2 separate regions of the Homo sapiens genome follow, and region 1 is linked to region 2. Evidence: chromatin loops called from intact Hi-C (ENCODE). Cell type or tissue: IMR-90. All regions are shown on one strand. Links, peaks and the distances in the headings refer to the core of each region. The heading gives the core; the rest is flanking DNA.

What was found. Hi-C counts contacts between places; a loop is a spot of excess contacts. Peaks named below come from ENCODE experiments on the same cell type or tissue, not always from the same donor. Only the 100,000 strongest peaks of a DNase experiment are listed, where the experiment ranks them.
Region 1: a loop joins it to region 2, with 2.4 times the contacts of the local background. A loop is called at or near these places in 22 of 110 quality-filtered maps.

The regions. Positions count from the first base shown.
Region 1 is chr5:149,481,514-149,493,652 of GRCh38, reverse strand. CSNK1A1 (casein kinase 1 alpha 1) reads left to right here. Exons shown (of 10, transcript NM_001892.6): 10 at 1-671. It also overlaps LOC124901105. Among named protein-coding and RNA genes, the nearest start is that of MIR145, 57 kb to the right of the region's middle. In IMR-90, for the core only: no CTCF peak of the experiment used is centred there; DNase peaks (open chromatin) are centred at 6,702, 7,392 and 7,712; H3K27ac peaks cover 2,500 bases.
Region 2 is chr5:149,558,968-149,571,106 of GRCh38, reverse strand. It overlaps a transcript of ARHGEF37 not described here. Among named protein-coding and RNA genes, the nearest start is that of CSNK1A1, 14 kb to the right of the region's middle. In IMR-90, for the core only: a CTCF peak has its summit at 6,178 (motif pointing right); DNase peaks (open chromatin) are centred at 6,196 and 7,386; H3K27ac peaks cover 1,019 bases.

The sequences.
Region 1 (12,139 bases), core at 5,841-8,340, 78 kb after region 2:
ATTCTTAATGACAATCTTTTTTTTTTTTTAGCAGTGTATGTTTGAAACAGCCAAAGATGGCGATGAACCAAGTGTAAATTGATCTAAGCAGCCCATGCAGTTTGTGTTGAATCAACAAACAGTGTATTGTTGAAGTGAAATTATTTTCTGAAATGACTTGTTAGACCAGTTTTGAGGACATACTCAAAAGTAGAGTAATAATGGCTCCTGGGATGGAGAAATATGAGATGAACCTGGAACATTCTATTATGGTGCCACAAAGGAAATCTAAAAAAAAAAAAAAAAAAAAAAGTGGTTGGCTAGGAGCAGTGGCACACGCCTGTGATTCCAGCACTTTGGGAGGCCGAAGTGGGCAGGAGTTCAAGACCAGCCTGGCCAACATAGTGAAACCCTGTCTCTACTAAAAATACAAAAATTAGCCGGGTGTGGTGGCGGGCGCCTGTAATCCCAGCTTTTCAAGAGGCTGAGGCAGAAGAATCGCTTGAACCCGGGAGATGGAGGTTGCAGTGAGCTGAGATCGTGCCACTGCACTCCAGCCTGGGCGTTGCAGTGAGACTCCGTCTCAACAACAACAAAAAGGTGGATACATGTCAAAAGGGCACAGGAGCCACTTGAAGGATTATACTTGCTAAATCTGTGTCAATTATCAAAATAAACTGGTAGCAACGTTACAACTCACTGAATAAGATACCATGATTCCATGTTGACTTAAAAATGGAGAGAAGAGAAAGCTCTAACTTGAATGTCAGCTAATTTAAGGTGAAAGGATTTTATGTGTTAGAAAAATCACCATTTTGCAAACTAGTTTTCAGAATCCTTAATATATGTCATCTCTTTTATTCCTCATAACAGTAATAAGAAACAGTTAACTGTTTCAGAAAAGAGTGGGGCTGCCCAAGGCAAGGCATGTTGGTAATTGGTAAGCTTTATAGAGCCAAGACCTCAACCTGATTTTCTTGCTTTCATGCAGTTAAGCCATGGTGCTCCTCTTGTTATATCACCCTTTTAAACCCAGAGATTGATAGTATTAGCCATCATTTGCTGAGTGTCATGCACTATTCTAAGTGCTTTACATGTATTTGCCTAATCAGCGCCCTGTGAAGTACATCCTGTCTCCATTTTGCATATAAGGATACCAAAGCACAGAGTTGGAGGGAAGATAGTTATATTCCCTTACTTTATTTATTTATTTTTTTGAGACAGGGTCTCGCACTGTCGCCCAGGCTTGAGTGCTATAAGACCTTAAGTTTCCCCTTTCAAAGTAGTTTATAGTGTCTAAATATCTTACATAAAAGTATATATCAAATAGGGTGGCAGTCTGGAAAGATTTAAAATCCAGAATGACTGGAAGGTTGGGCAACTAAGATTTCTTAAATTGCAGCTGTTTTCAACATAGATGTGTTGTAGAGTCTTTTCGGTTTCAAAATTAAATTGACTATAAATGGAGTGTGCTTAATTCAGATCTAAAAATTTTGGAATTAGAATATTGGGTGCTTGGCTGAGTGCTGTGGCTCACGCCTGTAATTCCAGCACATTGGTAAGCCCAGGTGGGCGGATCACTTGAGGTCAGGAGTTTGAGACCAGCCTGGTTAACATGGTGAAACCCCATCTCTGCTAAAAATGCAAAATTAGCCGGGCATGGTAGTGCACGCCTGTAGTCCCAGCTACTTGGGAGGCTGAGGCAGAATTACTTGAACCCAGGAGGCAAAGGCTACAGTGAGCCGAGACTGAGCCACTGCACTCCAGCCTAGGCGACAGAGCGAGACTCTGTCTCAAAAAAAAAAAAAAAAAAAAAAGTATTGTGTGCTTATATTGCCTCCCTTACCCCCTCAAACTTGGGCAGGGCAGAGCCCATCTATAATAAGCAAATGGATAGTTTCTGCATCTGTCGTCAACTTTACACAAACAAACATTTTTATTCTTGGAGCATTTTTGAACTAAGATCTAGGCACTTTAAAAGACAAAGGCAATGAGTAGCTTCCCTGTATCGACACCCAGTAAGTTAAAAAGCAGTCTTACAGAGCCTTAAGTAAAATGTTTGGAGTAACTTGGTTCTTTCTTTGTAGCATTTTCTAATTTACTATTTGACATATATCTGATTAGAGAATATAGATGTACTTAATTGTTTAGGGTGTTAAAGAAAATAGGAGTGACAGTAATAAAACAAGATGTGTCCACTGGTATAACAGTGGGATAAGGATATCTTTGAAGTGCTTAGAAATATGTTAATCTCAGTAGATTGCAGAGTATTTTTTTTAGTATTTTTTAATTTACATGAAAATCTGGGAAATTTTAATAGTAATTTTCCAGTCTAGTCATGAATTTTTCATTACATCCACCAGATGGAAACTGATTCTGCCATATGCAAAAGGCTGCTATGTGATAGTGCTGGGGATTGGGGTGGCAGGGGGATGTGAACAGGCAGAATGGAGTAAGGGCCTTTAGTGAAAGTATGAGGGAATGACTTTAAGAGGCAGGACAGTACTTTGTGTATGTTTTGAAAGTAATTGTGGGCCTGGTATGGTGGCTCAGGTCTGTAAATCCCAGCACTTTGGGAGGCTGAGGCAGGTGGATCACGATCATGAGGTCAGGAGCTCAAGACCAGCCTTACCAACATGGTGAAACCCCATCTCTACTAAAAAAAATACATATATATATATATACACACACACACACACACACAAATTAGCTGGGCGTGGTGGCACGCACCTGTAATTCCAGCTACTTAGGAGGCTGAGGCAGGAGAGTCTTGAACCCAGGAGGCAAGAGGTTGCAGTGAGCCACTGCACTCCAGCCTAGGCGACAGAGCGAGACTGTCTCAAAAAAAGAAGTAATTGTGTGTGTCCTACAAGGCTGCGCTGGTGTCTTGATCCTTTGGCCTTCAAATAGCAAAGGTTTGCCATTCCTTAGGAGTCATTAAACTCCCTTCACCCCTCATCTATTCACTAAAATATAGGAGCACTCCACAAAATATGCAGGTCCAGGAGAGAAAGGGGCAAATGATCAGGCTTTTTACTAATTTATCCACTGACATGTTTGGTCATTTTGTGGCTCATTAGTAGAATCCATATTTAGAGCCAAATGCTAGAGCTCATTTTCTTTTGTCTTTTCGACACCAGTTAATGAATATGAAGCCCAAAAAGATGTGCAGATGTGGTCAAGCTCCCCAAGCAAGACTAGAACCCAGGCCAAATAGTACTACTCATATTTAGAGGTAATATATGTTTTCTAGTGGCACATTTATGCCAGAGCAGTTTTTTAATATAATGCATTTATTAGCCAACCCTTACCTAGTTATCATCAATACTTCATCAGTGTGTTGATGATAGCAAAAAAAAAAAAAAAAAAAAAAAAAGGCCAGTCTTGTTGCTTCATGGTCTTATTAAAAATTGACTTTTTTCTAAAAATCACCTTAAAACTTGACTAAAATTGTATTTGGATTTAAGATACATTATATCTACAAGAGTGGAATGCATTAATTAGATTTGCAGTCTGCTACATAAAACCAAACTTGACCAAGTTATTTTTGCTTGAAGTTGTGAATATTTTTACACTTTTAGAGCATTTCCGTGTACCTAAGTTTATATAGATTGTTCTAATATACCAGTGTATTCATTGACAGGGTGTTCTTTCTCATAGTTCTGTAGTACTTTTATAGCCTGTCATTTATGGAACAGAATGTCTTAGGTAAAAAAAATGTAGCCTTTTCTCATCATCACCATATTAAGTCTTCAATGCTGCTAATTCAGAGAAGCAAAATAGTTTGAATAACTGTTGGAAACAATTCCCGTGGATTTCAGGCAGCCTGCCATTGGCTCTGTATGCCAATGGACAGCGGCACACATCTTGGTGATAAAATGCTGCATTAGATATTTAGGATCAGAAGAAAGGGTGGAGGTGGATATTTTTAGAAACTGCTTTTAACGGTTGCTAAGTAAATATTTTTTATTGCAAAACTGGTTTGCACCGTGCTAACGTATGTAACTCCGTTAACAGCATAATGTTTTAATCTCCGTTTAGACAGTAAAACCAATTTTTTTTTGTTTTTTGTGCCAAAAGAAGTGAAACTAAATATTTGAGATAGTTTTTAAAATCATTGACCATCCTGTACCCTGCAAAATTGTGAAGCATACATTACTGAGTTTTCTATAATGGCATGCATGATTTTTTTTAGCCTATGACAAAGTGCAATTCCTATACAAACAGTAATAGGAATTGAGTTTTTAAATGCCAGGCACTGTGCTAGTCCCTGGGAATTCAGGGGTGACAATTCAAATGGACCTATATGCAACATAGGGTGTTACAGATACAGTACTCATGGGGCAGATGGAGACCAGAGAAAATAATCTATGAATTGCATCTGAAAGGATGAGTAGGGCGGGCGCGGTGCCTCACGCCTGTAGTAATCCCAGCACTTTGGGAGGCCGAGGCGGACGGATCACCTGAGGTCGGGAGTTTGAAACCAGCCTGACCAAACATGGAGAAACCCTGTCTCTACTAAAATTACAAAATTAGCTGGGCGTGGTGGCGCATGACTAATTCCAGCTACTCAAGAGGCTGAGGCAAGAGAATCTCTTGAACTCAGGAGGTGGAGGTTGCGGTGAGCCAAGATGGCACCATTGCACTCCAGCCTGGGCAACAAGAGGGAAACTCCGTCTCAAAAAAAAAAAAAAGGTTGAGTAAGGTTTCGGCAGACGGTGAAGACTCCTCGTCTTGGAGGAATGGTAGCAAAACACACCCACATGAATGATTTCAGCCAACAGAGAGCACCCATTCCTTAGCACAGAGCCAAATGAGTGGCATAGAAAGTGTCGAAGGTTCACGTGGGTTCGATAATGAGAATGCCCTCAGTCACAAACATTTTAACCAAAAGTTGAAATAATGAAGTATATAGGGTAAGAAATGTTCAATCCAGCCGTGACCCTATCCAATGACAGTTTTATTGGTCTGCAAATCCTTGCAATGCCACCAAGGAGGAGATTGAACAAAAGTGAGATCATAAATGATACTAAATGTTAGGGACAGAAGATGATAAGTAAAAACATTCAAGCAGCAAGCATAAACCCAACTTTTGGGAAATGTGGGGGGAAATAAGATGGTTTTTAGGGCAGGTAGCAGCCCTGAGAGTATAATTTTTTTTTTTTTTTTTTGAGACAAAGGCTGGATCTTGGCTCACTGCAATCTCCACCTCCGGGTTCAAGCGATTCTCGTGCCTCAGCCTCCCGAGTAGCCGGGATTCCAGGCACGCACCACCACAGCCGGCTAATTTTTTTGTATTTTTAGGGAAGACAGGGTTTTGCCGTGTTGCCCAGGCTGGTCTCAAACTCCTGTGCTCAGCCAATCCGCCCACCTTGGCCTCCCAAAGTGCTGGGATTACAGGTGTGAGCCACTGCACCCGGCCTCAATTTTCTGATCAGTGGTAGGGAGTCAGAAAACAAGTTCTTCATGCCATCACACCAAGTCTAACCCTCTAAAAAGTCTTGTTCCTCATGCTAACAGTTGCTTCAATAACAACCTCATAAATTGGTGGTAAAGACTCACTGGTTTCCATTACATATTGAAAGTTTGGATTCTAAGGCTGATAATCTGCTCATATGGGATAAATCTATCTTGCTTTTTTTTTTTTTTTTTTGAAACAGGGTCTCACTCTGTTGCCCAGTTTAGAGTGCAGTGGCATGATCATGGCTCACAGCAGCCTCAACCTCCTGGGCTCAAGCATTCCTCTGCCTCAGCCTTCCAAGTAGCTGTAGCTGGGACTACAAGTGCGCACCACCATACCCAGCTATTTATTTTTTTAGAGACGGGATCTCTCTGTTGCCTGGGCTGATCTCAAACTCCTGGGCTCAAGCCATCCTCCTGTCTCAGCCTCCCACAGTGTTGGGATTACAGGTGTGAGCCACTGCACCCAGCCTTAATGTCTTTTTAAATGCCCCTATCTGCAGTTTCTGTCCTTAAAGGAAAATGTCATATATTTATAACTGGACATCAGGAAGGAAAGCACTGTACATTAATTTTACTCTGAATGATTGCCTGTGCCTTTTTATAAAGTCACATTCAAATGTGCATTGTCACCCAGGAGAATATCAAGCCTAATAGGAGGACTTTGCTGCTTGCAAAATCTGGAGATACCTTACTCTGTGCTTTTTTGTCCCTGGATACTATGTTTGGAGTGGTGACAAGCTTAGAGAAATGAGAAGAAAATGGTGATGCATGGAAAGTAAACAGTGAAATGGTTGACTCTTGAAGCTCTGGTCTTCCTTTGGAAAAATTCCCCATTCAAGGTCACAGAGCTTTTTAGTGGCAGGGCTAGGAAAGAACCCAACTGGTACACTTTTGGCCACTGAACTGCTACTCTAGGCATGGGGCAGTGATTTTAAGTATGATTCCAGAACCAGCAGCACCAGCGTTGTCTGCGTATTTGTTAGAAATGCACATTCTTATGCCCTGCCACAGACCCACTGAATGGAACTCGGGCTGGAGTCTAGTAATCTGTGTTTTAAGAAGAAACCCTCCATCCTGGCCATCCCCAGGTGATTCTGGTGTGCAATAAAGTTTGAAGAGCCACTGGCAAACGAGAATGAGACTGAATGGGTGGCAGAATGAACTGGGAAGGGATCTGGTGCAAGACCTATTATTTGTTTCAGTATCCTCATCTATAAAGGGGGAGTAATCACCAGGCTGTCAATCTGCTGCTAGTCGTGAGTATGGAATGAAGTCAAATACCACAGGACTTGCCCCAGACAGTGGAGAGCTGAAGGCATGTCTTAGCTTATAAAAACTGCTCATTTCTTCCCAACTGTACATTTGGTGACATGGTAGCTTGAAATTAGCTGTGGTGAGAAACTGGAAAACCCTACAATCAGGGCCTGCCTCTCAACCCCAGCTGGATTAAGAGAAAATGTAAAATTAGGAGAGAAATCTGTTTTATGTATCTTAGCAGGACTTCAAAATCACATATCATGAATCTAGGAAGCCACACATTTCCCAGGTGTGGGGTAAGAAGAGAAGTGCCTAAAGCCAGACATGCAAGTTTGAGAGTTCTTATTCCAGGAGTGATAGGTGAAGTTGCAGAGCTATGTGAATTCTTCCAGCCTGAGGGTATTGATGTGGAAGTGAGGGCTGAACACAGAACTCTGAGGGATATGAAGCTAAAGAATGATTAAATACTGGAGAAGAATGGGAGTAGTCACAAAGGAGGACATCCAGAAAGTTAGTCATGTCTTATGAAGAAGTCAAGGAGAAAGCTGTATTGTTTATTAGTCATGGTACTTAATGACAAACTCTTGAATAATGGCTTTATGCAAAATGTCTTTCTCCCTAATGTGAGCCAAGTAACCTGCCTTCAATCTTCTGACAACACCATCTGGAACTTGAGGCCTTCCAGACTGACGCAGCAGAGAGGCACACCAGCAATGAACTGGCTGAGCTGGGAAGTGACACACACACATACCACTGTTACGTAGTTTATTGGCCAGAACTACTCAGCCCCCATCTATTTGCAAAGGAAGTTTAAAGATGTGGGGAAGAGGATAGGTATGTAGTTCCTTCTAATGTTCTTGCTCACAAATTGTATGTACTATTTTAGAGAAAGTTGAGTGTGTACAGAAGCAGTCTCTGGCTGTTTGTACCCTCAGGTATCTAGGCTAGATCTTCCAGGAAGGCAGAACCTCAGGCTGTAAACTCAGATGACTCTCCACTGGCTCCTTGCCTGGTTTTCAGGGCTTGTCACATAGGAAAACAAGCCATGCAGTCCCCTGTTGCTAGGAAATGCATAAACATAGCAAGAAATAACCTGCCCATCTGCTGAGGGTTTAGCATTGCAACTTTCCCATAAATGACCAACAGCTGTTTGACTTTTGGGGGGCAATATCTCTGTGTTGGTGGCATAGGAATAAGGAAGAGAAGAGAGGACCAGGCATGATGACTCACACCTGTAACCCCAGCCCTTTGGGAGGCTGAGGTGGGTGGATTGCTTGAGCTTAGGAGTTCAAAACTAGGCTGGGCAACATGACAAAACCCCATCTCTACAAAAAATACAGAAATTAGCCTGGCATGGTGGTGTGTGCCTGTAGTCCCAGCTACTCAGGAGGCTGAGATGGTAGGATCACTTGAGCCCGGGAGGTTGAGGCTGCAATGACCCATGATTGTGCCACTGCACCCCAGCCTGGGCAAAAGAGTGAGACCCCCATCTCGAAAAATAAGGAGAAGAGAGTAAGGTTTTTTTTGTTTTTTTTTTTTAAGGCAAAGGCCATATCTCCCTTTCCCCTTGTACTCATAGAGTCTAGCATAAAAAGGTGACCAGTAAAACTGCTGTTGAATATTAATGTACATCAGGATAGTATTCGCTTTCTTTCAGCAGTTTTGACCCAGATTTGTGGTCAGTTAAAACCCTACTATTGGCCAGGCATGGTGGCTCATGCCTGTAATCCCAGCACTTTGGGAGGCCAAGGCGGGTGGATTGCTTGAGGCCAGGAGTTTGAGACCAGCCTGGCCAACATGGTGAAACCTGTCTACTAAAAATACAAAAATTAGCCGGGTATGGTGGTGGGTGCCTGAAATCCCAGCTACCCAGAAGGTGGAGGGAGGCAGGAGAATCACTTGAACCTGGGAGGCAGAGGTTGCAGTGAGCCAAGATGGTGCCACTGAACTCCAGCCTGGGCAACAGAGCGGCGAGACTCCATCTCAAAAAACAAACAAACAAAAAACCCCTGCTATCTCTTATTCAAGATCTGTTGTCAGGTCACATCTATCTTGAACCTATGCAAAAAAAAAAAAATTGTTTTGTTTTACCCACATGCCAATTGTAGATTCAGAGCTTTTTATTTTATTTTATTTTTGAGATGGAGTCTTGCTCTGTCACCCAGGCTGGAATGCAGTGGTGTGATCTCAGCTCACTGCAACCTCTGCCTCCAGGGTTCAAGTGATTCTCCTTCCTCAGCCTCCCGAGTAGCTGGGATTACAGTCGCGTGCCACCATAGCCAGCTAATGTTTTTGTATTTTTAGTAGAGACAGGGTTTACTGTGTTAGCCAGGGTGGTCTCGATCTCCTGACCTCGTGATCCACCCGCCTTGGCCTCCCAAAGTGCTGGGATTACAGGCGTGAGCCACCATGCCGGGCCATAGATTCAGAGCTTTAAAGTGGCCTATTAACCAGAATAACCCCAAAAGGAATTAGCAAAAGTCCCCTTTTTCAAGAAAGCCCACTTTCTTGAAAATAGAACTGTAATCCTCATCTTAACTGTAAAAGGAATTTTATTAATACTTGGTCTAGGGCTTTTTTTTTGAGAAGGAATTTCACTCTTCTTGCCCAGGCTGGAGTGCAATGGTGTGATCTCGGCTCACCACAATCTCCGCCTCCCAGGTTCGAGTGATTCTCCTGCCTCAGCCTCCCAAGTAGCTGGGATTACAGGCATGAGCCACCACACCCAGCTAATTTTGTACTTTTAGTAGAGATGGGGCTTCACCATCTTGGTCAGGCTGGTCTCGAACTCCTGACCTCAGGTGATCTGCCTGCCTCGGCCTCCCAGAGTGCTGGGATTACAAGCATGAGCCACCGTGCCCGGCCTTTTCTCTTTTTTTTTTTTTTTTTAAGAGATGGGGTCTTACTATATTGCCCAGACTGGAGTGCAGTGGCTGTTCACAGGTGTGATCATAAAAATACACTGAAGCCTGCAACTCCTGACCTCAAGTGATCCTCTTGCCTCAGCATCCCAAGTAGCTGGGACTACAGGCACACACCACTGAACACAGTTCTTATTTTGTTTTAAAAGTATGTTTTCAAAAGCCCAGTGTTTCAGGCCTAAATCTAACAACTTCAATTATTTTTGGAGATGGGGTCTTGCTCTATCACCCATGCTGGAGTGCAGTAGCACCATCAGAGCTCCCTGCAGTCTCTAACCCCTGGCCTCAACCAATCCTGCCTCAGGTATGCAACACCATGGCTGGGTAATTTTTTCTTCTTCTTCTTCTTCTTTTTTTTTTTTTTTTTAAGATGGTCTTGCCGTGTTACCCAGGCTGGTCTTGAACTGCTGGCCTCCCAAAGCACTGGGATTCCAGGCTTGAGCCATCATGCCCAGCCCAACTTTCCTTTTTTCTCTAATTCTTGCTGACCTTCATGCAGACTTTATTATTATTATTATTATTTGAGGCAGAGTTTCACTCTTGCTGCCCAGGCTGCAGTGCAATGGTGTGATCTCGGCTCACTGCAGTCTCTGCCTCCCCGGTTCAAGCGATTCTCCTGCCTCAGCCTCCCAAGTAGCTGGGATTACAGGTGCCCGCCACCACGCCCAGCTAGTTTTTTTGTGTATTTTTAGTAGAGATGGGGGTTCGCCATGTTGGCTAGGCTGGTCTCGGACTCCTGGCCTCAGGTGATCCGCCCACCTCAGCTTCCCAAAATGCTGGGATTTCAGGCGTGAGCCACTGCTCCCTACTCATGCAGACTTTAAAACTGCAGTGTTTTCTTAGGCTTGTCTGTTGCTCAAGAACTTGCCATCTCTTCTTTTGCTTCCCAAAAGACTTTTGCTTCCCAAAAGAACATGGAAGATGACTCAAGAACTTATTTGGGTCTGTTTAACAGCTGGCTCTAGAATACAGCCCACTCTTAAGGTGGCTTGTCACTTTGGTTACACTGTGTGCTCTAGTTATTTGACATATAAACTTTCACCTCAGGCTCTTGTGCAACTTGAATTCCAAATCCATGCTTTGAAATGGCTAGCTAATTATCCCAGTTGACTCACTATGTCTACAAATGAATCTACTATCTTGCCTCTCTAAACCTGCCCTTCCTTCTATGCATGGACGAGCAGGACACCTGGGAGCCACCCTTGACTCCTCTATCAAGTCCATCTCACTGTTTCCTTGAATTTGCCCTTTACTATCGCTTACCTGAACTCTTTTTTTTGTTTGTTTGAAACAGAGTCTCATTCGCCACCCAGGCTGGAATACAGTGGCATCATCTCGGCTCACTGCAACCTCTGCCTCCCGGGTTCAAGTGATTCTCCTGCCTCAGCCTCCCGAGTAGCTGGGATTACAGGTGCCCACCACCATGCCCGGCTAATTTTTGTATTTTTAGTAGAGATGGGGTTTTGCCATGTTGCCCAGGCTGGTCTTGAACTCCTGACCTCAGGTGATCTGGTCATTTTGGCCTCCCAAAGTGCTGGGATTACAGGCGTGAGCCACTGCGCCTGGCTGCCTGAACACTTGAAGTAGCTCTTATCTAAGCTTCATTCTCCATATGATTCTTGAATGTGCCCCTTCCCACCCCCACTGCTTTCAGGATAATGACCAAATTCCGTGATCTGTTCCCTGTTTACCAAGCTATCCAAATTTATCTCTTGGCTTCTATTCCCAGCCCCAATTTCCATCCCACACAGTACGCTCCAGATACACTCGCAATTCCCAGGATTCATTGTGCCATCTTGCCTTCATATGTTTCTCTGTGCTAGAAATGCCTTCCACTTTCTCCAATCTGCCTCTTTGTTCAAAAGCCAATTCAAACGTCTCTGGGAAGTTTCCCACACCACGAGAAAAGCTGGTCTGTGCCTCCTCTGCGCCTTCACTGCCGCGCTTTCCTAGCCAGATTTTGCAATTGTATTTCTGCAATTACTCAAACGTGTTTCCTTCTGACCAGACAAAGCTCCCCAAGGCCGGACTTCATTCATCTTTACTCCTAATGCTTGAGGAAGGGCACATGAGTTGCAGATGCTTAGTGACTATTTTTTTTAGTGATAGACTCATGGGGGAAGGCAGCTTAGCTATAGCTAAGACAACCTTGGGGTGTGCAGGTGGGGGCGGTGAGGTGACTTCCAACCAGAAAAGAACTTGTAAATCTATAGGCATAGGTCATAAACTGAGCGTGTGTTTCACCCAAAGATGTGTTCATTTCTCTCCAGGGGGACATAGCTGGGGGTGAGAGAAGCGTGGAGGACACAAGATTTTGGCATTGAAAAATAGCAAAGAGTCTAAAAATGTTATTCCTGGAAGGGACATTCAAGATCATAAAACATTAGGACAAGACTGCATCTTTTAAATGTACATTTTAAAATATGCTTCAACACTCTGCTATTGAGGACACTGGCTCAGAAAGGCGGAACTGACTGCATTAAGGCCATAAAACAATTTAGTGGTTTCTTCACCCTTTT
Region 2 (12,139 bases), core at 5,159-7,658:
GCTGGGCGTGGTGGCGCATGCCTGCAATCCCAGCTACTTGGGAGGCTGAGGCAGGAGAATCACTTGAACCTGGGAGGCAGAGGTTGCAGTGAGGCAAGATTGTGCTACTGCACTCCAGCCTGGGCAACAAGAGTGAAACTCCATCTCAAAAAAATCAAAAACAAAACAAAATCTAGCCAATTAAACATCTTTATTTTTGTGTACAATGTAAGTTAAACTTTTTTTTTTTTTGAGATGGAGTCTTGCTCTGTCACCCAGGCTGGAGTGCACTGGTGTGATCTGGGCTCACTGCAACCTCCGCCTCCCGGGTTCAAGCGATTCTTCTGCCTCAGCCTCCCAAGTAGCTGGGACTACAGGTGCACACCACCACGCCCAGCTAATTTTTGTAATTTTAGTAGAGACGGGGTTTCACCATATTGGCCAGGGTGGTCTTGAACTCCTGACCTCGTGATCCGCCCACCTCTGCCTCCCAAAGTATTGGGATTACAGGTGTGAGCCACCGCGCCTGGCCAAACTTTTTTTTTTTTTTTGAGGCGGAGTTTCGCACTTGTTGTCCAGGCTTGAGTGCAATGGCAGGATCTCGGCTCACTGCAACCTCCGCCTCCTGGGTTCAAGCGATTCTCCTGCCTCAACCTCCTGAGTAGCTGTGATTACAGGTGCCCACCACCATGCCCATCTAATTTTGTATTTTTTTTAGTAGAGATGGGGTTTCACCATGTTGGTCAGCCTGGTCTCAAACTCCTGACCTCAGGTGATCCACCCACCTCGGCCTCCCAAAGTGCTGGGATTACAGGTGTGAGCCACTGCACCCGGTAATATAAGTTAAACTTTAATTTTAATTTTCCAATTGTTTGTTGCTAGTATAGAGACATATAACTAATTTAGATATATTGACCTTGTACCTGGAAACCTTGCTAAATTCATTTATTAGCTTTAGTAGGTGTTTTAAAAATTCATGATTTCCTATGTACAAAATCATATCATCCGTGACTAGAGAAAATTTCACTTCATTCTGTCTAATTTTTATGCTTTGTGTATCTTTTCTTGCATTATTGTACTGGCTGGGAATTACTACTGCATACACATTAGAATGAATAAACATGAAAAATACTAAAAACATCCAATATAAAACAGTACTCCTACTTTGGAAAAAAAGTTTGGCAGTTTCTAATAAAGTTAAACATATGGTCAGGTGCAGTGGCTCACACCTGAAATCCCAGCACTTTGGGAGGTCGAGGCGGGCACATCATCTGAGGTCAGGAGTTGGAGACCAGCCTGGCAAACATAGTGAAACCCTCGCTCAACTAAAAATACAAAAATTAGCCGGGCGTGGTGGTGCGCACCTGTAATCCCAGCTGCTCAGGTAGGAGGCTGAGGCCAGAGAATCGCTTGAACCTGGGAGGCGGAGGTTGCAGTGAGCCAAGACCGAGCCACTGCACTCCAGCCCGGGTGACAGAGCAAGACTCCATCTCAAAATAAATAAATAAGGCCGGGTGTGGTGGCTCACACCTGTAATCCCAGCACTGTGGGAGGCCAAGGTGGGCAGATCACCTGAGGTCAGGAGTTCAAGACCATCTTGGCCAAAATAATGTAACCCTATCTCTACTAAAAATACAAATATTAGTCGGGCGTGGTGACAGGTGCCTGTAGTCCCAGCTACTGGGGAGGCTGAGGCAGGAGAATCGCTTGAACCTGGGAGGCAGAGGTTGCAGTGAGCAGAGATCGCACTGCTGCATTCCAGCCTGGGTCAACAGAGTAAGACCTCCATCTCAAAAATAAAAATAAATAAATAAATAAATAAATAAAAATAAACAGAAACTTCTCTTACTAGGACCCAGCAATTCAACTAGTTGGTATTTGACCAAAATAAATGAAAACATGTGCCCACAGAAAGTCACGTAGAAGAATGTATATATTTTCTTTATTTATAATAGCCAAAATTTTAAAACCTATATATCCACTTACAGTATAAAGGATAAACTGTGTCACATCCAAACAACAAAGTACTACTTTACAAAAAAAAGAAACAAACTACTAATGTATACAACAACATGAATGTATCTCACATATATTAGGCTGAGCAAAAGAAGCTGGACACAAAGAGCACATACTATATGATTTCATACACATAAATATACATACACATTTTTTAGAATAGGGAAAACAAATCTATGATAAAAAAAAATCAGAACAGTTGTTATCTCTGAATGGGGAAGTGACTGACTAGGAAAAGACTTATAGGAACTTTCTGGAGTGATGGTAATGTACTGTATCTTTTTTTTTTTTTTTTTTTTTGAGATGGAGTCTTGCTCTGTTGCCCAGAGTGGAGTGTAATGGCACAATCTCAGGTCACTGCAACCTCTGCCTCCCAGGTGCCAGCGATTCTCCCTGCCTCAGCCTCCCAAGTAACTGAGATTATAGGCACATGCTGCCATGCCCAGCTAATTTTTGTATTTTTGGTAGAGACGGGGGTTTCACCATGTTGGCCAGGCTGGTCTTGAACTCCTGACCTCAGGCCTCTCAAAATGCTGGGATTACAGGCATCAGTCACCACGCGGCCAATGTATTGTATCTTGATAGGGGTGTGGGATACAAGGGTACATGCATTTGTTAAAGCTCAGAGAATTGCACACCTAACATTGTATGTTTCTCAGTATGTAAATTTTACCTCAAAACATTATAAATAAATATTGAATTTTAATTAGGTTTGCTTTTTCGGAGGTACAGGTTAGCAATTATGAATCTATCTTCTGTACATTTTAGGCTTAATCAAGTATATTGGCCAGGCACGGTGGCTCATGCCTATGATCACAGCACTTTGGGAGGCCAAGGCAGGAGTACTCTTTGAGCACAGGAGTTCAAGACCAACCTAGGCAATATGGCGAAACCCTGTCTCTACAAAATAAACAAATAAAAAAATTAGCCAGGCGTGGTGGTGCACACCTGTAGTCCCAGCTACTCAGGAGCCTGAGGTGGGAGGATAACTGGAACCATAGATAGATAGATAGAGGATAATAAGAATCAGGTTTCTGACTGTTAAGGAAAAAAAAAAGTACGTGTGCAAAAGAAGAACACTAGAATGCACCTTGTGAAGTTGGACTGGAATTAGATGTATATAAACTGATGAGAGAGAGAAAGAGAGGAAGAGATATCTGTTTGCTAAGAGGTCCTAGAAGTAATGACAAACCAATAGAGATAAACACATTTGGTACCCAGATCTTGGTTTCTAAAATACTACCACTCTCCACTAAAAGGAACCAGGGATCCTCAAAGAAATGGCTGATTCCATGGCTAAGGTAGAGAAAGTACAAGAAGGGCCTGAAACAATTTATGCCGAAAAGAAAGTGTCAAAGAATTAAGGGGACATGTTAAAAGAACATAGGAGCCCAAAGGACACAGGAGTCAGCTTGAAGGGACTGTCACTGACCAAATCTGGATAATTTAACCACGAAAATAAACGTTAACAGGTTATAATCCATTAAGTAAAATAATAATCCATAAGTTCATACTGATATAAATAACTGGATGTATAAAGAAAGAAATGAAGAAGAATGTAAAATTCAACTAATAAATATAGAAGGAGTGGTATATTTAGAAAAACCTTAACGGATGCCACAGTGAAAGTTTAGTGTGGAACAGTATATTTATGTAGTCTCAAAATACCTTGCCACACATTACTTATTAACAAACAAAGGGGAAATGGTAACTTTGAAGTGGAATAACTTTGTGGACACCACCTTAACCAAAAGATAAAAGCTAATGTTATCAATACTGAGATATGCTGGGTTGGCATAATGTAATTTTTGATATGATGCAAAGGAAAGGACACAATGTTATTTCAGAGGTATTCCTGCCAAAAAGTATAACCTGAATCTCATCACGTACAAACAAAATAAATGCAAATTAAAGGACGTTTTACAGAAAAACTGGTTTGTAGTTTTCAAAAATGTCAAGATGAAGAAACATAAAAGCTGAAAATTCCAGATTGAAGGAAATTAAGATGACAAGAAATAATACAATGTTTGATCCTGAATTGAATCCTGGACTGGTAAAAAATATAAATCATTATTGAGACAATCAATAAAATCTGAATATGGACTATGGATTAGACAATAGTATTGTATCAACATTAAATTCCTTGATTTTGATAAATTAATACAGTTATAAAGAAAACGTCTTGTTATTGGGAAATATACACTGAAGTATTTAATGAATAAGTGACATGATTATATATATAATTAGAAGAGATATATGTACACACATATATACATATAAAATTGAAAGTGGGGAGTAGAATGACATGTAGTTCTCAGTGAGATAACGGTTCTGTTGGATTGACAGAGAAAGCTATAACCATTAACAAGTGAATAAACTGGTCCTTGTCACACACTGGAAGGACAGTGAACTTGAAATTTCATGTCCTGGCTCCTCCACTTACTATCTTTTGTAACTTTGGACAAGTTAACTAGCCTGTCTTAATACTTAGTTTCCTCATTTGTGTGAGCTGGGTATAAAAATCTGGGGTGATAACGATACCCCCAACATAAGGTTTTTTGTTGTTGTTGTTGTTGTTGTTTGGTTGGTTTTTTTGGGGGGGAGGATGGGGGGGTTGAGACAGTCTCGCTCTGTCACCCAGGCTGGAGTTCAGTGGCACAATCTTGGCTCACTGCAACTTCTGCCTCCCAGGCTCAAGTGAATTCTCCTGCCTCAGCCTCCCGAGTAGCTGGGATTACAGGTGCCTGCTACCATGACCAGCTAATTTTTGTATTTTTAGTAGAGACAGGGTTTCATCATGTTGGCCAGGCTGGTCTTGAACCCCTGACCTCAGGTGATCCACCCACCTCAGCCTCCCAAAGTGCTGGGATTACAGGTGTGAACCACCTCGCCTGTCCCACATAGGGTTTTTGAAGGTTCAATGAGTCTAAACTTCTTCCAAAGCCATAGATAAAATAGAGTTTCTGGGCCAGGCACGGTGGTGCAGGCCTGTAATCCCAGCACTTTGGGCGGCCAAGGCGGGTGGATCACCTGAGGTCAGGAGTTCGTGATGAGCCTAACTAACATGGTGAAACATTGTCTCTACTAAATATAAAAAAGCCAGGCGTGGTGGCACATGCCTGTAATCCAAGCTACTTGGCAGGCTGAGACAGGTGAATTGCTTGTACCTGGGAGGCGGAGGTTGCAGTGAGCAGAGATCGCACCATTGCACTCTAGCCTGGGCAACAAGAGGGAAACTCTGTCTCACAAAAAAAAAAAAAAAAAAAAAAAAAAAAAAAAAAATTAGAGTTTCTGACATTACAAAGCTAAGACCAGATTGTGGAATCACATGTCCTCACCAAGTCATGATGACCATGAAAGGCCCTGTCTGATCAGTAGTATAGTCTAGATCTAGGCTGTAAACCTCATAAGGGCTGGGGCTATCTTTTTTGTTCTTCATTGCAGTCCTGGCACTTAGTGCAGTGACTGGTCCAAAGTGGTATTCAATAAATAAGCCCAGTGCTTACAGCCTTAGAGACATGCCTCATGGCTATCATTGCTGGTGGCCACCTAAAAGGCTAGGTATATTTCAGTGTCTCTTGGTAGCCAGTATGCTTTTGCCCATTCATAAATATATGTTGTATAGTAGATAGTAGCACTGATCTGGAAATCTGGAAAACTGGCTCTGCCATTATTTTGACTTTGTCCCCTGCTGCCTATGCCTGTCACTCATTAAGCCACAAAATATTTACTAAATACTTATTACCCAGTGTGCTAATGCTGAGGACACAATGCAGATATAACTATAACAGGACTTATTCTCTGCTGTCATGGCTCATCGGTCCACTGGGAGAAACCAGTTTATAGCAATTATAATACAGTGAGATGGCACTATACTAGAAGGAAGAACAGGGTGCTTTGGGAGTAAATAAAAGGCCCCGTTTTTCTTATCCTGCATACATGAATTGATGTGCCCTAATTTGGTCCTTTTCATTTACCTTGTTCTGAAAGCACCACAGGTTTGCTCAATCTCCTAACACTTGCCTGGCTCCTCAAATGTTATTTTGGCCTCCTTGACTGTAGCTCCTTGCTGGGTATTTAACATCTGACTGTCCAGATTCAGCTTTCTGGCTGTGCCTGATGCTAGGCCACAGAAGGCTGGCTAGAATAACAATTACTGATCATATCCTCAAGATGGCAGCATTGTATAATCATTAAGATCACGATGTGCCATGGGTTCATTAACATACCTTGCTGTGCCATACCATGGGATCTACTAAGAGGATGTCTGGGAGTTGTTTTGTTTTTTTGAGAGAGTTTCACTCTTGTTGCCCAGGCTGGAGTGCAATGGCGCGATCTCGGTTCACGGCAACCTCCGCCTCCTGGGTTCAGGCGATTCTCCTGCTTCAGCCTCTTGAGTAGCTGGGATTACAGGCATGCACCACCACGCCCAGCTAACTTTGTATTTTTAGTAGAGACGGGGTTTCTCCATGTTGGTCAGGCTGGCCTCGAACTCCTGGCCTCAGGTGATCCACCTGCCTTGGCCTCCCAAAGTGCTGGAATTACAGGCGGGAGCCACCGCGCCCGGCCGAGGATGTCTGTTTTTATATCTTCCCTTAATCTTGAAAGAGATGAGCAGTTTCCTTCCCAGGGTGTTTTGTAGTCCTGAGATGCATAAACGGGAGAAATGAAAAAGCAGGTTCTTTGGAGTAAGAAAAATTTGAGTTCAAGTACAAGATGCAACCTTGAGTCATTTAGTGCACCTGGGCAAGTTAAGTAAGATATCTGGGCTTAAGTTGCCCTATCTAAAATTTAAAACAATGAAATTATTTTCCCAATGAAATTTTTTTATGATATAAGATAACATACGTAAGACTAATATTGTATAAAGCACTGTATAAATATTAAAGCACTTTGGGAGGCTGAGGCAGATGGATTGCTTGAGGACAGGAGTTCAAGACCAGCCTGGTCAACACAGCGAAACCCTGTCCATCTCTACTAAAAATATAAAAATTAGCCAGGCGTGTTGGTGCATGTTTACAATTTCAGCAACTCAGGAGGCTGAGGCATAAGAATTGCTTGAATCCAGGAGGCGAAGGCTGCAGTGAGCCAAGATCGCGCCACTGCACTCCAGGCTGGCCGACAGAGTGACTCTGTCTCAAAAAAAAAAAAAAAAAAAAAAAAAATTTAAACTAATTATTACCTATGCGTGGGAAAATCAATCAGTGTAGATGAAAACTCAAACTCAATATCTTCACGTTGATTAGAAGAAAGGTTCTAAAACCTTTAGAATAATCTAGAAATTTTTATCTGTTTCCTATGACACATCTGAAAGTCTACAGTGATGACCTTGTCAAAAGGAATCTTCTACACGAAGATACCAGAAGTGGTCGTGTCATAGTTGTTACACTTTCTTATTTTTGGCTTTGGACAATAATTGTAAAGTTTCTATTTCAGCTGAAAGCTTGTCTCCCTCCCCCAGGAAGGTTAGAGAAAGTCACCTTTGGCTTGAATTGCCTAATAATAACAGCAGCAGAGTATATTTCTAAGAGGTTTATGGCCTAAACAAAGTGCTCTCACATATCCTATATCAACTAGGGCAGAAGCTATGGCAATCAATGATACAGTGTAGGACACAAAAAAATACAGGCTAAGAAGAATGACAGAACTTGAAATCCTAAGCCACAAATCATCAAAACATGGCTTGCATATAGGTTAGAGGGGGCTAGAAGGTAAGTAGAAAGAGTCTTAAGTCTATCATTTGCCTGGCCTACAGAACACACACAAGGAAGCAAGATTTAGGAGCTCAGATCAGGTTCGGAGTCTGACAGGAAGCAAGAAGGGTGTAGAAAGGCTGGTGGGTAGCTAAGGTTTAAATAGGTCAATTGGCTTTAGAATCTGACAGGGAAGAGGCAGAAGAAATGAACACTGATGAAGCAGGAATAAGCAGCATTGTCTAGGAAGGATGGCTGGTGGGGACAGGAAGACAGAGGTGAGTAACCGGGATCAGACAGCTGGATCAAGGAACTGGACAGCACACCAGGAACTGCTGGGTTTGAGATTCAGACACGATGAAGATGGGTGCTGACTCTCAAAACTGTGGGAATTCAGGCACAACTGGAAGTCAGACCCTGATGGAACACCAAGCGGCAGAATTGAGATTTATTGAGCTGCAGATGAACTATGTAAATGAGCCAAGGGGGGAGGGGGATGATTTAAGTCAAATGTAAGCCTACTTAGGTAATCTCTGCTACTTTACTCCCCATTCAGATCTAGAACAGGCAGAAAGCTCTGGACAGGACATGTTCCCTGTAAAAGTAAACAGACATACATCATAGAACAGTGGTGTGGAATGTAAGGAATCCTTCTCAAAAAGCTGGTGTTCTTGGCCGGGCGCGGTGGCTCACGCCTGTAATCCCAGCGCTTTGGGAGGCCGAGGCGGGCGGATCACGAGGTCAGGAGATCAAGACCATCCTGGCTAACACGGTGAAACCCTGTCTCTACTAAAAATACAAAAAGTTAGCCGGGTGTGGTAGCCGGGTGGGCCCTGTAGTCTCAGCTACTCGGGAGGTTGAGGCAGGAGGATAGCGTGAACCCGGGAGCTTGCAGTGAGCCGAGATCGCGCCACTGCACTCCAGCCTGGGCGACAGAGCGAGACTCCGTCTCAAAAATAAATAAATAAATAAATAAAAATAATAAAAATAAAAGCTGGTGTTCTTGGGTAAGCTCTGGCTTCCTCACACCTACGATGGATACAATAGCTGCAGTTACCTAGCTCTTATACTGGCCAGGAAAAACACAAGTCAGTGAATCACAAAATACTCTATGAACTATACAGTGCCATATAAATACAAACTGACTTTTTATGCTTTGTGGATTAGGGCCCTAAAACCCAAAGTTCTTTTTTTGCCCAAAGTTCTTTTTTTCCCTACTCAGCGCCCTGGCTCTGTTCACTGCAGAAAGTCTTTTTGCAGTGGTGTTGGGCTTAGCCAGGCTGAAATGGAGCAGTTAGTTCATTTTCTGTGATAAGTATCAGTGCTTCCTGGCATCAGCATGGAGAGTTAAGAGTTAACAGGATGTGTTCTTAGGACCAGCTCTCCTCAGGAATGGCAACTCAAGCATCTTCCAAATTTAGTCTCACAAAGAAGAGTTAGATTACTATAGTGAGTAATAATGAGTCACGAGGAGCACAGTTTCATGCCCTTGCTAATGAACAATGCAGAGGAAGAGAACAGGGGCTGAGAAAAGAAAGGGACATAGAAATTGCAGAAACTCCAAAATACTATAAAATTCTTCCAAATAAAAATAGCTAACACAAATATTCCAAAATGCCACATATGACAGCACATTTCCAGGAATTAATGGTTGTTGTGATTAAAATAGAAAATTTAAAATACAATTTGATTATCTAAATATTGCCGGGACAGACTGATTAGAATAAGGTAATGGGAGTGGGATAGGAAACACAGGCGAAATGCAGCATTTAGTCTTTTTTTGTGCTTCTCAAGTCCTGGCCTTATCAGTAATGTTTTCAATGAGTAGATGGAACATTGATGACTTGAATTTCCTCCCTGTCAGGACATATCTCTGGCATTGCATATATTACACTGCAGAGTGTTCATTGCAGACAAACGAGTTAAAGCCTCCGGCATTATTTCACAGTAACTCTTTGCCAAGGATTAGACTACGTTGAAGAGTAAAAGTCATTTTGTGTTTTCCCTTTATGAAAATCTATGCAAGGACTTTTCAGACTAAAAGAGATTTACAGAGGTCACTTAAGTAATGCCCCTCCCCCACCCCCAGGGAAAGCTATACTGAAAAGTAAGGTATAATTATTGCCTTTTTTTTTTTTTTTTTTTTGAGACAGAGTCTTGCTCTGTTGCCCAGGCTGTAGTGTAGTGGCGTGATCTCGGCTCACTGCAACCTCTGCCTCCCAGGTTCAAGCAATTCTCCTGCCTCAGCCTCCCGAGTAGCTGGGACTACAGGTGCTTGCCACCACGCCCAGCAAATTTTTGTATTTTTAGTAGAGAAGGGGTTTCACCATGTTGGCCAGTCTGGTCTCGAACTCCTGACCTTGTGATCCACCTGCTTTGGCCTCCCAAAGTGCTGGGATTACAGGCGTGAGCCACTGCACCTGGCCAGTATCTTCTAATTTCTAACTACCTATCTATTGGTATGTTTTGCGGTTAGAGAATCTGATTTTCCTAACATTTAAGTATTAAAGAGCACAAGTCAAGATCTGCCTGTCAGAATTTTACATTTTATCTGAATTTTAAGAAGCTGTAAAAGACAAAGAGTATGTTAGTTTCTTCTTTCTACTTCAAAATATAGGAGTCATCATCAATAAATGGCACAATTTTTTTTTTTCTTTGAAAGTACAAACAGGGTTTTACCACATTGCCCAGGCTGGTCTCAAACTCCTAAGCTCAAGTCATCTGCCCCCTCGCCCTCCAAAGTGTTGGGATTACAGGCATGAGCCACCGCACCCAACCAATAGCACAATATTTTTAAAGCAATCTTAAAATCTGACATCTTTTAAAAGATTACAACATTGAAGTCCAGGAAAATATTTAAGGTAGAGTCACAATTAAAATCAGATTTCCTGACTAAGGTCAGGATAACATTTTCTGACATAATTTAACCTGTCCTTAAATACCCAACTAAAGGGATAATTTGGTTTCTCTTCTCCCACCCCAAAATAATTTTTAAGAATAATATAGGCCAGGTGTGGTGGCTCACGCCTGTAATTCCAGCACTTTGAGAGGCAGAGGTGGGCGGATCACCTGAGGTCGGGAGTTCGAGACCAGCCTGACCATCATGGAGAACCTCGTCTCTACTAAAAATACAAAATTAGTCGGGCGTGGTGGCGCATGCTTATAATCCCAACTACTTGGGAGGCTGAGGCAGGTGAATCACTTGAACCTGGGAAGCAGAAGCTGTGGTGAGCCGAGATCATGCCATTGCACTCCAGCCTGGGCAACAAGAGTGAAAATCTGTCTCAAAACAACAAACAAAAAAACAAACAAAAAAACATGAGATTACTTTTTCTCATACTTGGCTCACTGTAGTTTTGATTCCGAAGACATCTATTCTGTTTTCCAGGAAACTCATTCTCTTTACCCCACCCCCTGCTGCTTGCTTCCACCGAATCTAAGAATCTATAGAACTCAATTGCTTCACTAATGGGCAACAAATGTGTCTTGTTAGCTATGTCATAAAACAGACATTTTTAATAGCATGAGCACATCCTTGCAAACAACAGACTTGCAAAATTCTTGAGATTTTGAAATTGGGGGGAGAGAGAGAATAGGGGAATTGCACAATTAAATGTATTGAGTTTTAGAGCAATATGCTGGTCAGAAAAGAAAACCTAACAATCTCTTTTAAGTCTGTAAAGATAAATGAAAAGATTGAATAGTCCATGAATACGGGTTTAATCACCACAAACTATATCAAAACATAATTGGAAATTGTTGTTTATGATACAAGGAATTTTAAGAAGAGTAGCATTTCTAGAAATATATCCTAAACCACTTAATTTTAGATGCCAGCAAAGATTTAGCTACAGGAATATTCATTACAGCATAGTTTGTTTATATTAGCAAAAGTTTGGAAACAACCAGAATACTCAACGAGGATTGGTTAGATGTTGTTCCATCAATATGATTCATTATTAACATATGGACATTAAAAGTGATATTTCAGAAAATTAGTTATATGGAAACAGGTCTCCGACAAATCACTACATGAAAAACACAGATCTCAAAACAAAATGTATACCATGACTAGTTTTTGCACATTTGTTCCCCGCCAAGACGGAGTCTTGTTCTGTCGCCCAGGCTGGAGTGCAGTGGTGTGATCTTGGCTCACTACAACCTCTGCCTCCTGGGTTCAAGCAATTCTCCTGCCTCAGCCACCCGAGTAGCTGGGATTACAGGCATGTGCCACCATGTCTGGCTAATTTTTGTGTTCTTGGTAGAGATAGGGTTTTACCACGTTGGCCAGGCTGGTCTCGAACTCTTGACCTCATGATCTGCCCACCTCGGCCTCCCAAAGTGCTGGGATTACAGGCGTGAGCCACTGTGCCTGGCCAGTTTTTGCAAATTTTAAGAAATGAAAAATAAAATACGTACTTATATTTTTTGGGACAAGGTCTCGCTCTGTT